Linked DNA regions of Homo sapiens: region 2 is linked to region 1. The links are chromatin loops, found by intact Hi-C in ENCODE. Cell type or tissue: transverse colon. All regions are shown on one strand. Each heading gives the region's core, and the rest is flanking DNA. Links, peaks and the distances in the headings are about the cores only.

Region 1 (5,381 bases), core at 260-5,259:
AAAAAAAAATTTTTTTTTTTAAATAGCTGGGCGTGGTGGTGCGTGCCCGTAGTTCCAGTTACATGGGAGGCTGAGCTTGAGCCTCAAGGATTGCTTGAACCTAGGAGTTCTAGGCTGCCGTGAGCTATGATCACACCAGTGTACTCCAGCCTGGGCAACAGAGCAAGCCCTGTGAGACAGGAAAGGAAAGGAAAGGAGAGGAAAAGAGAGGAAAGGAGAGGAAAGGAGAGGGAAGGGAAAGGGAAGGGAGAGGGAAGGGAGAGGGAAGGGAGAGGGAAGGGAGAGGGAAGGGAGAGGGAAGGGAGAGGGAAGGGGGAAAGGGGGAAGGGAAGGGAGAGGGAGAGGGAGAGGGAGAGGGAGAGGGAGGAAGTCATTGTCATTTAAATGCGAAGCTATAATGGACATTATTCAAGAAGCTGTTTCTTGTGTATACTAACAAATACCCTAGAGACATGGAAGAGAACAAGCAGCTACAGAAGGAATCCAACTTTAAAGAAAAGTTAAAAGAAAAGAAGATAGAGCCCTCTCTGCAGCCTGGCCCATTAGGGTGTAAAAGCGTCTGAGGTCGGAATTCTGACTAACGCTTCAACTTCCACGGATAGGCAGCAAGCCAAAGGGATCCTTGTTTTCATAGAAAGTCTTCCCCAAACCCAAGTGGACACCCAATTCAGAGACCATGAAGTGAAACTGATGTAGAAACTCCCTGGAAGGTTTCACTGGGGACAAACACTGGATTATTAAGATTAGCCTGGGCCATGAAAATATCCTACTAGAAGCATTGTGAGCTGAATCCAGCTGCCCTGGCTTCAAATCCTGTCAGAGATGGACTCTGACATGGGGTAGATTATGAGCCCACAGCCACCAGGAAGAACCAGTCACAGGCAAGAGCTTTTAGCCCTGCCCAGAGGTAAAGGACCACCAAGCTCCAGAAAGCAGCAGACAAGTGTCCTCCAGGAACTGAGAGACTCAGCCTGCAATTGTGTGCTAATAATTACCCCTGGCTTTTTTGTTTTTTAAAGAAAATAAGTTGTAAATCTCAGCACTTTGGGAGGCCGAGGCAGGTGGATCGCTTGAGCCCAGGAGTTTGAGACCAGCCTGGACAACATAGTGAAACCCTGCATCTATTAAAAAAAAAAAAAAATCAGCCAGGTGTGGTGGCACGTGCCTCTAGTCCCAGCTACTCAGGAGGCTGAGGTGGGAGGACCACTTGAGCCCAGGAGGTTGAGGCTGCAGTGAGCCAAGAACGCACCACTGCACTCCAGCCTGGGTGACAGACCTTGTCTTAAAAAAAAAAAAAAGAAAAAGAAAAGGAAAAGAAAGAAAAAAGGTAAATTGATTTCCAGACCTTAGAGGGAAATTGAACACACCTAATATTTTCCTTTGTATCAAAGCCAAGGCAGGGCTATGAGCCTTGTTCATCCAGACTCCACTGAAAGGAGCTGGCAGGAGTGCCAGGAAGTTCATGTGGGGCTCATTTCCCAAGGCCCGAACCCCACGGAGGCGATGGCTTCCGAAGTGATGTTGGTGAGACATCACACTCCACTAACTTCGTGACTGATACTCAGTTGTCCTGCCTGTGACAGTGTTTGCTCCATCAGTTCTGATGAAGAATGAACGTGTGTTTACATTTAGGAAATTTCTCCATTTAGGTATGTTTACACTTACATCACTTCAAGTGGCTTTCTAGATTTTGGCCAAATAAAATGATGTATACTAAAGCTAACCATACACATACCCTAGCAGCCAACATCCACTCCTAGATATATTCTCAACAGAAATGTCCACAGATAATGCACAAAAAACAAACCCAAAAGTGTTCATAGCAGCATTATTCATAACAGCCAAAATCCCTGGAAGCAATACAAATGTACATCAATAATAGAATGAATAAATAAATAGTTGACATATTCCTACAAGAGACTATGGTTGACTTATGTACAGTGTAAAATAAACCAGACAAAAACGAGTGCATACAGTGTGGTTGATTCCATTTATATAAAGTTCAGAACTGGGCAAACAAATGTATGGTGTTAAGAGTCAGAATAGTGGTTATCTTTGAGGAAGAGAGTGAGTGTGGTAGCTGGGAGGGGCTTTGAGGGGCTTCCAGGGTGATGGTGATCTTCTATTTCTCAACCTTGTTGGTGTTATAGAAGGGATGTTACCTTTGAAAATTCATTGAGCACTTAAGATATGCTTGCTTTTCTGTATCTGTTGTATATTGATAAAAACTGCATTTTAAAATAAAAATTTTAGTGTCTTTTAATCATCTATATGGTAACTGTTGCTAGGGACCAGTATATTATTGTAGAAAATTCTGGAAAACGATGGACTTTCCAGGTGTACTGTTGATATATCTGGAGAGCACCCACTTTATGACAATGGTGACTATTATGGTTTGGTATTGTTGACATCTGAAGCCCTAAGTCTTACACCTAACTTAAATTTGGGTAGTGGTCTTACCATGTTGTTTAACAACCTAATCTTGGAGTTTCAAGTAATTCCAGATACTCACTTTGAACGCAGGACAGGAAGGTCTAGCCTACTGATGACCTGGATCTAGGCAATTGGTCCTCCCTTCATGTCTTACTTTGGAATTGAACCCATTATTCTAAAAGTACACCTGGGACCTCTTTACCTTTAAGTGATTGATGACTCAGAGGTCACTGCACATCTTCAGAAGACAGGGCCTTAATGAATAAACCCAGGAGAGTAAAAAAACTCAGAGGTCTCAGGGAAGAAACTGAAATATTTCTTTAGAATGTTTTCCTTTGGGTTACTTCTTAAAAATTTAAACTTTGTCATGCCCTCCACCCCCAAAAAATGTATTATTCCTGTAGCGACTCTGTAGCTAAATAAAAGATACAAATATTGTCTTAATAATAAGAGTCTACGCTTTAAAAAAAAAACAACTTATTGGGATGTAATTTATTTACTATATATTTACCCATTGGCACTGTACATTTCAAAGATTTTCGTGCATTTCTAGAATTATGCAACTAACACCATAATCCAGTTTTAGAATAATTCTATCACCCCAAAAAGTTTTCTTGTGCTGATTTACAGTTAATCCTTGCTCCCACTCCCAGCACTAAGCAACCACTGTTTTGTTTTCTGTCACTAGAAATTCGCCTTTCTGTGGACCTTTTATATAAATGGACTCATACGGACGGGCGCAGTGGCTCACGCCTGTAATCCCAGCACTTTGAGAGGCTGAGCCGGGTGAATCACGAAGTCAGGAGTTCGAGACCAGCCTGGCCAACATGGTGAAACCCCATCTCTACTAAAAATACAAAAATTAGCCAGGCATGGTGGTGGGTTCCTGTAATCCCAGCTACTCGGGAAGCCGAGGCACGAGAATTGCTTGAACCCGGGAGGTGGAAGTTGCAGTGAGCTGAGATCATGCATGCCACTGCACTCCACCCTGAGTGACAGAGTGAGATTCCGTCTCAAAAAATAAATAAATAAAAATTGAAAAAGAAAATGGACTCATACAATGCAGTCTGTTATGTCTGGTTTCTTCCACTTAGCACGCTGCTTCCAAGGTCCACTCGTGTTTCCACATGTATCAATACTTCATCTCTTCTAATTACTGAATAACATCCCATTGTATGGACATACCACATTTTATTTATCCAGCCACCAGTTAATGTATATTTGGATGATTTCCAGTGTGAGATTGTTATGAATAGCGCTACTATAAACATTCACGTACATGTCTTTGTGTGGACTAATGTTTTTATTTGTCTTGGGTAGATTCCTAGGAGTGGAATAGCTAGGTTCTATGGTGAATTTATGTTTAGCTTTTTTATTTTCTTTCAGACAGGGCCATGCTTTATCACTCAGGCTGGAGTGCAGTGTTGCTATCATGGCTTACTCCAGTCTTGACCTCCCGGGCTCAAGTGATCCTCCTACCTAGGACTACAGGACTCACCACCATGCCTGGCTAATTAAAAAAAAATTTTTTTTGGCCAGGTGCGGTGGCGCACGCTGGTAATCCCAGCACTTTGGGAGGCTGAGGCGGGTGGAATCACAAGGTCAAGAGATCGAGACCATCCTGGCCAACATGGTGAAACCCCATCTCTACTAAAAATACAAAAATTAGCTGGGCGTGGTGGCGCGCACCTGTAATCCCAACTACTCGGGAGGCTGAGGCAGAAGAATCGCTTGAACCCAGGAGGCGGAGGTTGCAGTAAGCCGAGATCATGCCATGGCACTCCAGCCTGGTGACAGAGCAAGACTTCGTCTCAAAAAAAAAGAAAAAAAATTTGTAGAGATGGGGTCTCCACATGTTGCCCAGGTTGGTCTGAACTCCTGGGCTCAAGCAAACCTCCTGCTTCAGCCTCCCAAAGTGCTAGGATTACAGGCGTGAGCCACAGTGCCCAGGCAGTTTTAGCTTTCTACTGAAACTGCCAGATTGTTTTCCAAAATGGTTGTACTGTTTATACATTTCCACCAATAATATAATATGAGGATTCTAGTTTCTCCACATCCCTGCCAACACTTCTTATTTAAAATTGTGATCCAGGTTGGGCATGATGGCTTATGCCTGTAATCCTACCACTTTTGGAGGCCGAGGCAGGCAGATCACTTGAGGTCAGGAGTTTGAGACCAGCCTGATTAACATGGCGAAACCCTGTCTCTACTAAAAAAAAAAAAAAAAAAAAAAAATTAGCTGGGTGTGGTGGTGCATTCCTGTATTCCCAGCTACTCAGGAGGCTGAGGCAGGAGAATTGCTTGAATCTGGGAGGCGGAGGTTGCAGTGAGCCGAGATCACACCACTGCACTCCAGCCTGAGTGACAGCAAGACTCCGTCTCAAAAAAAATAAAATAAATAAAATAAAACAAAATAAAATTGTGATCCAGCATTCTCATTTCTGGGTATTTACCCAAAAGATTTGAAATCAGTATGTCAAAGAGATGTCTGTGCTCCCATTTTCACTGCAGCACTATTTACACTAGCCAAATTATGGAACCAATCTAAATGTCCATCAATAGATGAACAAATAAAGAAAATGTAACATATATCCACAATGGAATTTTAGTCTTAAAAAAGGAAAGAAATTCTCTCATTAACAACAACATGGATGAAATTGGAAGACATGGGCAGGACGCAGTGGCTCATGCCTGTAATCCCAGCACTTTGGGAGGCAGAGGCGGGTGGATCACCTGAGGTCAGGAGTTTGAGACCAGCCTGGCCAACATGGTGAAACCCTGTCTCTACTAAAGATACAAAAAAATTAGCCATGGTGGTGGGTGCCTGTAATCCCAGCTACTTAGGAGGCTGAGGTAGGATAATCACTTCCGGGAGGTGGAGGTTGCAGTGAGCCGAGATCATGCCATTGCACTCTAGCCTGGGGAACAAGTCTCAAAAAAAAAGAAAT
Region 2 (5,314 bases), core at 1-5,000, 120 kb before region 1:
TTAACTGATAAAGTAAAAAAGCTTCATGATATAAAAAAATTGCTACTGTTAATCACTAACTTCCCCACATAAACTGATTGTACCATAATAATTTTCACTATTTTCTTTGTTATATATTTAAACAAGCTAGGTCCTTCACAGATTTTTTCCCCCTTAAGATTAAATGTAATATAAGTCTAAACTCAGTCCACATACCCATTATATCAAAGAATTCATCTAAAGCACTATGCAATGCTGGGAACTTGTCTCTGTGTTCTTCTAGCAGCCATATTAAACAACGGGCTTCCTTCAATGATGCTGGCTCAGAGAAATAATCAAGTTGCTTTCCTTCTATAGAGTCTAGTTTGTGACCATATTTCTCATTCCAGAGGAAAGTCATGATACTAAAATCAAGCAGTTTAAGAGATGCTCCATAACGAGAAAAGAAAGTTCCTGTGGCATCTAAGCCTGTAATAAAAACAAAACCCAAATCAGAAGAGGAGGGAAATTATTTACTGTAAAATCACATTTAGTTTCACATCTCTGAAAGCAGCTGATTATAGTTTGCTTATATTCTCAGCAAAAACATTTAAATAGTTGAGAACAGATTCGTTCAAGCTATTGGGCATTTTAGAAACACCATTTAACATTGTTAGGCTAATTATAATAATTCTTGTCTATTAGATTTGAATAATGTGGGCCAAAGCCTTCTACTATCATAGTTACCTTTATTAGACCTAGGAGATGAAAGTATAGCATTAAATTCCTTTAAAAATATAACAATGAGGCCAGGTATGGTGGCTTAGGCCCGTAACCCCAGCACTTTGGGAGGACAAGGCTGGAAGATCACTTGAGCCAGGAGTTCAATACCAGCCCTGGCAACATAGCAAGACCCCTATCTTTACAAAAAAAAAAAGAGTTAGCCAGGCATGGTGGTAAATGCCTGTAGTCCCAGCTACTTGGGAGGCTGAGGTGGGGGTACTGCTTGAGCCCAGGACTTCAAAGCTACAGTGAGCTATGACGGCGCCACTGCACTCCAGCCTGGGTGATGGGGCAAGACCCTATCTCTAAAAAAAAAAACAAACCCAAACAATGTTTTCACTAATTCATAAAGACTTTCATTCCAATTAGTATAAACTAGCAAGATTTTATGATTCTTTATATGGATTCCATAGTAATAAAACATCAACAATATGCAGAATCTTCCCAAATGTGTCTAAAAGAGGAAATGGGTAAACCCATTCCCCAACACCTAAAATAACATTCCTTATTCCCCAAAATGTGGGTCCTCACCCCTCTCTACAAAAATCAAGGTGGTCAGTATGCCTACTTTTATTCTCCACTCTCCAAATTAGAAAACAGGTGACTACAATCTCATACAGACTCCTACTGAAATGACGGTGAAGCCCCACTCCTGATGAACAGCCAGCAAAAAGGAGCTCTGTCCAGTTTCTCCATCATGCCTCTAATATAAAACGGTCACTTCTTCCGAGGGCCTTAGTCAACAAATGAAGTCAACAAATGAAGCAGAGATTGCTCAGAGTCAAAATTATCCTAGACTGCTTGCTTCTGGATTAAAGAGTTAGCTTGCAGAGATCATGTTGCAGGAAAATTAGGATCTTTAAACACCAGAATAAGGGACCATGTAGAATACTCACACAATAAAAGATTTATGAGAGCCCAATGAAAAAATAGCACATTCCCGTTCCCTATCCACGTCAGAGCTTGTGGTCAGTGAGGGGAATGCAGGCAGGCAGTGTTCACTATTGGGATGTTAAATTTATCTCACTAGTGCTCTATTATTTCTCTCTCTCCCTCCCTCCTTTCCTCCTTTCCTCCCTTCATCTTTTGCTGAACATAAAAACTGGACCTCTCTTATGGTAAATATGTGCATGATGTAAGTCCACCCAATAGTCGTTTTATTGAAGAAAATTCCAGGAAATGAAAACTGCTTTACTTACTATTTAAGTAAGTGTGCATTTTACTTCAGGACTGTAGTAACAGCCTTACTAATTAACATGCTTGAACTCATTTCACAACTTTAAATAAAAATTGCTACTTTAAATAGTATACATATATCCTTATTAAAATGATACCTTTAATCTACAGAATAAACATGGATTATATCGACCGGGCGCGGTGGCTGACGCCTGTAATCCCAGCACTTTAGGAGGCCGAGGTGGGCAGATCACGAGGTCAGGAGATCAAGACCATCCTGGCTAACACGGTGAAACCCCGTCTCTACTAAAAATACAAAACATTAGCCAGGCGTGGTGGCAGGCACCTGTAGTACCAGCTGCTCGGGAGGCTGAGGCAGGAGAATGGCGTGAACCCGGGAGGCGGAGCTTGCAGTGAGCCGAGATCGCGCCGCTGCACTCCAGCCTGGGCAACAGAGCGACACTCTGTCTCAAAAAAACAAACAAACAAACAAAAAAAACACATGGTTTATATCAAAAGACATGTTCACCCTTTCCTGCCAGTGAGCTGGAGGGCTCAAGTGCTGCATTTACCTGAATGAACAGTGGCTGGCAGTCTTGACCGTGTAGCATAACCCAGGCAAACCTATTTCTCCAGTCCTGAGTATCTCCTAAAGCATGTTAAAGCAAGCATTAACTTTATAATTTGCTTACTTGATACTCACTAGTGACAATCTTGTCACTTAAAAATAACTTTCCGGGATCACAAATCCATGAGGATCTATGTTCAAAGCAGGCATGTTCAGCTGTCTAACTATGCCAGGCTTGCTGCCATCTTACATCGTCTCTTCTGGCAGAAGCTGACCAGTATCTTCTCTGAAACCCTAGAATTCTAATAGCCCCACGTTTCTAAACATTCAGACAGGTGGGGACGGCTGGCAGAGGCTTAGCAGGCCTCACTCTGTGGTCTGCGGCTAAAGGCCCTGCCTTTTTCCCGTGGCGTACTTTAGCCTCTTATCTAATAGCTGCCGACTGAATGAACTATTGTGCTAGGCCAGTTGCTATCCAGTCAGCAAGATAAATAGTGCCCTGGTAGGTGCCCAAAGCATCCCTACCTCGTGTTACACAACAACTGTATCTGCAGCTGCCTTCTGCAGTCCTGCATGGCTTTAGGCAAAGCGCCTGCTTTAGGGGAGGGCAGGGGGCTTGCTCACTCTTCCCTTCTCCCAGCCAAGTTACGAAAGTCAGAACACAGTACAGAGTTATATAATCCTGTGATTTACCACAGCTCAGTCCAACCCTAGGATATGTTCCTCTTAATCTCTAGATACAGATTTGCCTTAGGTGACCCTGAGCAATTAGTCTCATCCACTCTTGCCTCTAAATTTTTCTTCAAAGAATCTGAATTATAGATTTGTCTTCTCAACACAGCTCCTGAGCAGGGGGCAGACTCCAGGATGTGTTATTTACCATGGTTGTGCCTAGTATTCACACATCTACACATTTACAAATAGTTTAGTCTAATATAGGTCTGGATTTCTTTACTGACTGGTCTTTCCTTAGATTGCACCTTTTGAAGAAGTATACTGTAACCTATCTATAAAATAACCTAAAAATTGTGGTGTGCGTGTGTGTGTAATAGTTTTTCTGTTTTTTAAAGGCCTTCATATATTTAGTTCTTTTTTTAAAAAATTCTTTTAGAGACAGGTCTTGCAACATTGCCAGGTTGGTCTCAAATTCCTGAGATTAAGCAATCATCCTGCCTCCGCCTCCCAAGTAGCTGGGACTGGAAAAGTATTCTTAACCATACAAATTTATAGTCCTGCATTTAAAGTTATAAATTATATGGCAGGAAAATGAAAATGACTCAGAGACCTACACTTCCCCTTCGTATTAAAGTTTATTGCTCTGGAATATAAAGGGACATACCAAAGCTATTAAGTTTTTGGATCCAGGCGGCTAATTTGGGCTCCACTTCTTTAAGCTCACTCAAAACATGCAGAAATATTCTTGTCTTTACTCTGTTATTTTCTTGAATCAAGTGGCGAATAACATAGTCCACTGCTTCATTTAGAAAATTTCTGCTAGAAAAACAGGTTGTATAGTCTTCTGTGCTCAAAACTTTCCAAGAAAGCAATTCTTTGAGAAGCATGGCTGTATTCTGTATGCCGGATTTAATCTTGTCAGCATACTGCTTTATACACTGTAGAATTCTGTCATCAAGGAACTGACAACGCTGAACATTGTCTACAGTTTCTAAGGATAAATAACAATGGTTAAAGTGATAAATAGGACTAATTCACAATTACATAAACTTAGAAATAACAAAATTACATAATATAAAATATGATTCAGATTGATTATACTGTTTTACTAAACTCAAGAAACTTTAATTAGAAATATAAACACTTAACAATACTTTTGAAAAGACATGAAAGTGTACGCTAAAATAAACATACCAAAAGTAAGCATTTTACACCCTTCATTCTGAACCATTCATGTAGTAGCATTTGAAACTTAGTTCCTCTAGGCCAGGCGTGGTGGCTCATGCCTGTAATCCCAGCACTTTGGGAGGCCGAGGAGGGTGGATCAGGAGATCGAGACCATCCTGGCTAACACGGTGAAACCCCATCTCTACTAAAAATACAAAAAATTAGCTGGGCATGGTGGCGGGCACCTGTAGTTCCAGCTACTGGGGAGGCTGAGGCAGGAGAATGGCGTGAACCCGGGAGGCGGAGCTTGCAGTGAGCCGAGATCGCGCCACTGCACTCCAGCCTGGGCAACAGAGTGAGACTCCGTCTCAAAAAAAAAAAACAAAAAAAAAAAACAACTTAGTTCCCCTAAAATACGGCCACTTCCTTCAACAATCCTAACCCAGCCTCATCAACTACCTTAACTTTATATACAATAAATATGTTTAGTCATTAAGCACAGAAAGTTAAAATACAATCTCTGAAAGGTTTTTCAGTGGGAATACAATCTCTGAAAGGTTTTTCAGTGTTCTTTACACCAACCCAATTCTGTCTTCGAGTAACAGAAGACAGTGATAGTATTAAATTACTAAGTGAAATCTTTATTTCAATTCAATAATGATGAATATAAGGCCCAAAAGATGCTTACATTTATACATTTAAATGAGAGTATATTATTCTTATCATGCCTTTGGCTTCTGCATACCTTTCTGCTCTTCATTTTTGGGTGGATTACTTTCTCTTAAGTCCTCCTCCATTCTTTCTTGTGCTAACTTTTTTGCTTCTTTTTTTTGGATCTTTCTCTTCAATTTTTTGTCTTCTTTCAGTCTTAGTTTCTCTAGGCTGATAAACATTTACAATTAGTGACAACTCAATGAACTGTTTTCCTTTGACTATCGTAGAAACCATCTTCCAAGCAATATATTAGAAGTTTTCCTTTTTTAATCA

Evidence for each region. Peaks named below come from ENCODE experiments on the same cell type or tissue, not always from the same donor. Only the 100,000 strongest peaks of a DNase experiment are listed, where the experiment ranks them.
Region 2: it touches region 1 in a loop (8-fold over the local background); 1 of 110 quality-filtered maps calls a loop at or near these places.

What each region holds. Positions count from the first base shown.
Region 1 is chr21:37,034,646-37,040,026 of GRCh38, reverse strand. It overlaps LOC124905017 (a long non-coding RNA gene), which reads left to right. Exons shown (of 2, transcript XR_007067859.1): 2 at 3,122-3,491. Among named protein-coding and RNA genes, the nearest start is that of RIPPLY3, 31 kb to the right of the region's middle. RefSeq lists a silencer at 5,197-5,361. In transverse colon, for the core only: no CTCF peak of the experiment used is centred there; no DNase peak of the experiment used is centred there.
Region 2 is chr21:37,151,788-37,157,101 of GRCh38, reverse strand. It overlaps TTC3 (tetratricopeptide repeat domain 3), which reads right to left. Exons shown (of 46, transcript NM_001330683.2): 26 at 5,073-5,209; 27 at 3,825-4,151; 28 at 196-447. Among named protein-coding and RNA genes, the nearest start is that of TTC3-AS1, 39 kb to the left of the region's middle. In transverse colon, for the core only: no CTCF peak of the experiment used is centred there; DNase peaks (open chromatin) are centred at 2,921 and 3,661; H3K27ac peaks cover 2,330 bases.